Linked DNA regions of Homo sapiens: region 2 is linked to region 1. A link is an interaction called in ENCODE POLR2A ChIA-PET data of the cell type or tissue named here. Cell type or tissue: Panc1. All regions are shown on one strand. Links, peaks and the distances in the headings refer to the core of each region. The heading gives the core; the rest is flanking DNA. Region 1 overlaps SAMD4B (sterile alpha motif domain containing 4B). Region 2 has its middle 9.5 kb from the start of NCCRP1.

Region 1 (2,902 bases), core at 100-2,599:
ACCTCCAACCTCTTCATCCGGGTAGCCAGGGCTGGAGGAAAATGGGTTAGAGCTTGAGGGTCTGGAGGAGGGGGCTCTGCCCTCTCCCCTCATAAAGTTCAGGCTCTCCCTGCCACTGTCTTGGCTGAGAGAGACCTGGGGATTCTAAAAATGAGAGGAAATGATCAGAGAAAAACCGTTAAGAACTATATAAATATGTATCTTAAATAGGCCTAAGAAATTAATCATAGAGAACCTCTGGTGAACAGGGCCAGGGGAGGTGAGAGAGAGGAAGGTGGCTCCTGTCCTTGCAGAATGTGGGGAATGGTGAAGGGGAAGCAGGGAGAGGAGAGAGAGCTTCCTCTCCTTGCTCCCCTTCCTTCTCCCCAGCTCCTCTCAATAACATTCTGGAGGGCAGGTTCTCTGCCCTGCGCGTCACCCCAAATGTCAAATGTTTCTGAGCAGGCTCCACAAGGTAGTGGTCAGTTTGTCTCTGGGGAGTCTGCTCCCTTGGGGAGAGGCAGGTGGTCAGCGGTCTGGAGGAGGCAGGGGTGGGATGGGACCAGGTGGGGATGAGGAAGGAAAGGAGAGAGGCAGGCAGTCTGGCCAGTCCCTGCCCCCTTTATCCTGGCTGCCCCCAACTCCCCGGGCCTCAGCAGAGATCCCTCGACGGGCCTGGGAGTGAGCAAGGCATGTGCCAATGTTAAACAAAAGTTAAGAGGGTAAGAGAGTAGAAAAATATTAGAATATATAGCTGAGCCAGCCCACCCTCTCGCTGTCGCGGAGAAGCCCGTTGGGGGTTGGCCCCCGCCCGCCGCCCAGGGAGCCTATGGGTGCGCTGGGCTGTGGGTCCCGTCAGATGGTGGAGGTTTTGTCTGTCCCATCTGTGGTAAGAAAGGGAGGAAGGGAGGAAGATCAGGAGCTGGAGGGAGGCCCAAGAAAAGGCACTCAGGTAGCCTGTCATCCCAGTCAGGCCCTCCCTGGAGTCTGGCCTCCCCTGGGGACCCCTCAGGATGACTCTGAGTTGCTCAGTTCAGAGGCAGAGACGCTGGGTAGGTGGGAGCTGGGTCAGGGAAAGAGGAAATGCTCACCACCCAAGGCGTGTTCTGTCATGCTCAGACACAGAGACTCCAGAGTGGGATTGATCTCCAGGTCAGGCCCAGGAACCGGGCAGTCTGGGTGGGAGAGAGGAGAATGGGGGTGGTAAGGACCAACTGGACTCAGGTGAAGACAGCTGGGATGACAAAGGATGCTGGTATGGGAAGGGAGCAAGAGAGATGGAGGGGGAGAGGGAAGAACGGGAGGAGGTGGACAGGGAGAGAGGCGAGCGTGTCACACAACAGGCAGAGGAGACAATGGCAATGGCAGAGGCTTGGCAATACAGAAAAAGCCCGACTTGCAGAGAGTGGAATTGAAACTGAAGGAGCTCCTGGAGGCCACACACAGCCTGCTGTGACTACTCTGGACACAGACTGCATACTGTCTTGAGCACAGTCTGGGCATCTGCCCTGGACACTGGGCAGCCCCCAAGGCTCCCTGATTGAAGACCTGCTCTGTACTTGGTGCAAAAGCTAAATCAAAACCCTTCCTGTCCCCACTTGGACCTGCTCCTCTGGGCAGGATTCAATCCAGGCAGGCCAGGCAGGTGGGGGCAAAGTAGGACAACCACCATGGGACTTGTCCTCAAACCACACTTCTCAAAAGGGCCTCCTATTCGGGCATCTGGGAAACCACCCACCTCCCTGGGCAGACCTGACCTCCCTCACTACACTGCTTAAACCCTTCCCTGACTCCTCACTGCCATCAGGACAAAGTCCGAGCTGTTTACCTGGATTTAGACGACCCAGCTCCCATCTCCACCCTCATCTCTCATCACTGTTCCCTCTGAACCCTGAGCTCATGTCGTATCAGATCACCCAATTGTCTCTCCTTAAAAAAAAGAATTTTTTTTTTGAACTTGGGCAAGACCTGTCTCAGATTGCTGACTGATGAATAACATCAGCGTCCTTACACATACAGTTGGGAGGAGTCAATCAGTGCAGGAGAGCTGTCTGACAAAGCCTGGGACACAGCATGCTGGTAAAGAGAATGGTTCTTGTTCATTCCTGCGGTTCATCCACCTGCTTGTTTAACATCATTTACAGATGCCTACTGTGTGTCAAGCCCTGTGCTAGGATGAACATGATGGATGGGTTCCCACGGCCTCAACAGATGGCTGTCTACACAACCTCATCAAGTAAGACTCCTGACTGACTTGGCAGTTTATGACATGAATTCTGCAAATCCATGCTCTCTCTAGAGTCAGCCCATTCCAGACGAGCCTTATCTGTCTCTGCAGCCCCAGTGGCCAGCACCGTGTGGAGGAGTCAACCCCTCACTTGTTGAGCAGGGCAGGGACCTGCGGTTAGCAAGTCTCTAATCTTCCTTTTGCCCACTTGTCCCAACATCTTTTTGAGATGGGGTCTCACTGTCGCCCTGGCTGCAGTGCAGTGGCACAATCTCTGCTCACTACAGCCTTGACCTCCTGGGCTCAAGCGATCCTCCTGCCTCACCCTCCCGAGTAGCTGGGACTACGGGTGTGTGCCACCATGCCCAGATAATTTCTGTATTTTTTTGTACAGATGGGGTTTCGCCATGTTGTCCAGACTGGTCTCAAACCGATCTACTTGCCTCAGCTTCCCAAAAGTGCTGAAATTACAGGTGTGAGTTACTGTGCCCGCACTTGGCCCAACTTCTGCTCTCCCATCTCCAGGATGGTCTGTAAGCAGAGGTCAAAACAGCCCTCTCACTTCAAACACCTGTTCTAAGAGGTGAAGTCCACTGGTTCCTGTGTGGTCACCTGGCATCTGAAAGAATCCCAGTAGGCTGATGGGCAGGACTCCCCTCCACAGAAATCTCACACTTTAACTGTCCCATCCCCTCA
Region 2 (2,902 bases), core at 150-2,649, 200 kb after region 1:
TCTTTGAGGGGGTTCTTGGGAAATCAAGTACTCCATGCATATATGTGAAGTACGAGGTATCCGCAGGGGTGATGCCAGGGGCAACTGGATGTACCGGCTGGAGTCTGAGAGAGGGGTCGGGGCTGAGATGAAAATCTGGGAAGCATCACCTTGTCGACAACCAGGGAACTAGATGAAATAATAAAAGCCGGCCAATGGCCGGGCATGGTGGCTCACACCTGTAATCCGGGCACTTTGGGAGGCTGAGGCAGGCGGATCACTTGAGGTCAGGAGTTCAAGACCAGCCTGGCCAACATGGCGAAACCCCGTTTCTACCAAAAATACAACAACTAGCGAGGCATGGTGGTGCATGCCTGTAATCCCAGCTACTCAGGAGGCTGAGGCAGGAGAATCGCTTGAGCCTGGGAGGCAGAGGTTGCAGTGAGCTGAGATAGTGCCACTGCACTCCAGCCTGGGTGACAGAGCAAGACTCCGTCTCAACAAAACAAAACAAAACAAAAAAACTGGCCTGGTGCAGTGCCTGTAATTATAGCACTTTGGGAGGCTGAGGTAGGAGGATGGCTTGAGCTCAGGAGTTTGAGACAAGCCTGGGCAACATAGCGAGACCCCTGTCTCTACCAAAAACAAACAAACAACAACAAAAAAAAACAGGCATGGTGGGAAGTGCCTCTGGTTCCACCTACTTCGGAGGCTGAGGTGGGAGGATCACTTGAGCCTGGGAAGTCGAGGCTGCAGTGAGCCAAGATCGTGCCGCTGCACTCCAGCCTGGGTGACAGAGACTGTCTCAACAAAACAAAACAAGTCACCTTGTCATACGGCACACACCCTTCTTGCTTTTTTCTGCCTAACAAGATGGTTTGGTGATTGTTCTCTACTGGTACAAAGAAAGAGAGCTGGGCCATCCCCAGGCCAGATAAATTCCCCTTCCCTGCTATTCTCTATCACACCCCATTCGTCCTTTCTTGCATTCAGCATGCTTTGTAAATACCTCTGTGCGTGTGGCTGTCACTGGATCACAGTCTCTCACCCTGCCCGAATGTCATCCTCACCAGGGCAGGGCCTTGGGCAGGTCTGTTTATTGTCTGTCCCCAGCCCAGGGCTGACCTGACGTTGCTCTGCTTGCTGGGCAGGGAGGGCAGGAAGGCCCGGCTGGGCGGCAGGAGGAAGAGGCTCTGACCCAGCCGAGGCACCGCTTCCAACTTGCCCAAGCCTAGCTCCCACTGCACCTGCTGCAAAACCTGTCACCCCCAGGAGTCAGCACGTCCTGGGGCCCAAGCCTGCTGGTAGAGGGGGAAGGGCAGGGGTCCTGGAGGGTGGGCACCTGGGGCTGGGGGAGCAGATCCTGGGCTCTCTATCAGGGCTGTGGAGGGTGGGAAAGTGCAGCCAGGTCGGGAGGGGGCAGGGGTAGTAGAAAGGTGGGCTGGGGTGGGTGCTGTCTGCCCCAGATACAAACCACAGAGGTTTGTGAGGTTGGAGGGGCAGTGAGCCCACTTCACCCTGCAGGGGGCGACAGAGAGGCAGGACTGAGGTTGGATAGAAGGAGGGAAGAGTGTGGACAGGGAGAGGCAGAGACAGCAACAAGATACACAAAGAGCCAGAAAACAGGAAGAGAGGGCCCCTGTAATCCCAACACTTTGGGAGGCCAAGACGGGAGGATCGCTTGAGCTCAAGAGTTCCAGAACAGCCTGGGCAACATGGTGAAACCCCATCTCTACAAAAAAGAAAAAAATTGGCCGGGCACGGTGGCTCACGCCTGTAATCCCAGGACTTCGGGAGGCCGAGGCGGGTGGATCACGAGGTCAGGAGATCGAGACCATCCTGGCTAACACGGTGAAACCCAGTCTCTCCTAAAAATACAAAAAAATTAGCTGGGCGTGGTGGCGGGCACCTGTAGCCCCAGCTACTTGGGAGGCTGAGGCAGGAGAATGGCGTGAACCCGGGAGGCAGAGCTTGCAGTGAGCCGAGATCACGCCACTGCACTCCAGCCTGGGCGACAGAGCGAGACTCCATCTCAAAAAAATAAATAAATAAAAAATAAAATAAAATAAAATAAAAAAATTAGCCAGGCGTGGTGGCACATACCTGTAATCCTAGCTACTTGAGAGGCTGAGGTGGGAGAATCACTTGAGCCCAGGAGGCGGAGGTTGCAGTGAGCTGAGATTGTGCCACTACACTCCAGGCTGGGCGACAGAGCGAGTGAGACCTTGTCTCAAAATAAAATAAAAAACAAAATAAAATAAAAAACACCAAACGACTCCAAGCCCCCTAAATGTCCAGTGACAGTGGCTGTTCCTATCATTCATGGTTCCTCTGTTCAATGGAATATTACACAGCCGCTAACAGGATCAAAATTGCTTTTTATGTACCAGCAGGGAACAACCACCAAGATACATTGTTAAGTAGGAAAAAGTAAGGGGCAGAGGGATGTGCCCGTTATGCCAACATTCAACATTTTTTTTATTTTTATTTTTTGAGACAGACTCTCTGTCGCCCAGGCTGGAGTGCAATGGCACAATCTCGGCTCACTGCAACTTCTGCCTCCCGGGTTCAAGTGATTCTCCGGCCTCAGCCTCCCAAGTAGCTGGGATTACAGGCGCAAGCCACCATGCCCGGCTAATTTTTGTACTTTTAGTAGAGACGGGGTTTTACCATGTTGGTCAGGCTGGTCTCGAACTCCTGACTCCAGGTGATCCACCCGCCTCAGCCTCCCAAAGTGCTGGGATTATAGGCATGAGCCACCGTGCCTGGCCCATTATGCTATCTGTATGAAGGAAAATACATGTCTGTATATGCATGTAAGTATTTCCTGGTACATGCAGACATATCTGGAAGGAAGCACAAGAAACTTGTATCAGTGGCTGCCTCTGGGGAGCAGAACTGAGAGGCTGGGCATGGGGAAGGA

Evidence for each region. ChIA-PET counts read pairs that join two places held together with the same protein. Peaks named below come from ENCODE experiments on the same cell type or tissue, not always from the same donor. Only the 100,000 strongest peaks of a DNase experiment are listed, where the experiment ranks them.
Region 2: POLR2A ChIA-PET joins it to region 1 with 8 read pairs; 2 of 35 experiments call an interaction of 5 or more read pairs at or near these places.

What each region holds. Positions count from the first base shown.
Region 1 is chr19:39,381,460-39,384,361 of GRCh38, reverse strand. SAMD4B (sterile alpha motif domain containing 4B) reads right to left here. Exons shown (of 14, transcript NM_001384574.2): 13 at 1,071-1,154; 14 at 1-863. The coding sequence ends at 835. Among named protein-coding and RNA genes, the nearest start is that of PAF1, 8.2 kb to the left of the region's middle. In Panc1, for the core only: no CTCF peak of the experiment used is centred there; no DNase peak of the experiment used is centred there.
Region 2 is chr19:39,186,026-39,188,927 of GRCh38, reverse strand. No RefSeq gene overlaps it. Among named protein-coding and RNA genes, the nearest start is that of NCCRP1, 9.5 kb to the left of the region's middle. In Panc1, for the core only: no CTCF peak of the experiment used is centred there; a DNase peak (open chromatin) is centred at 1,517.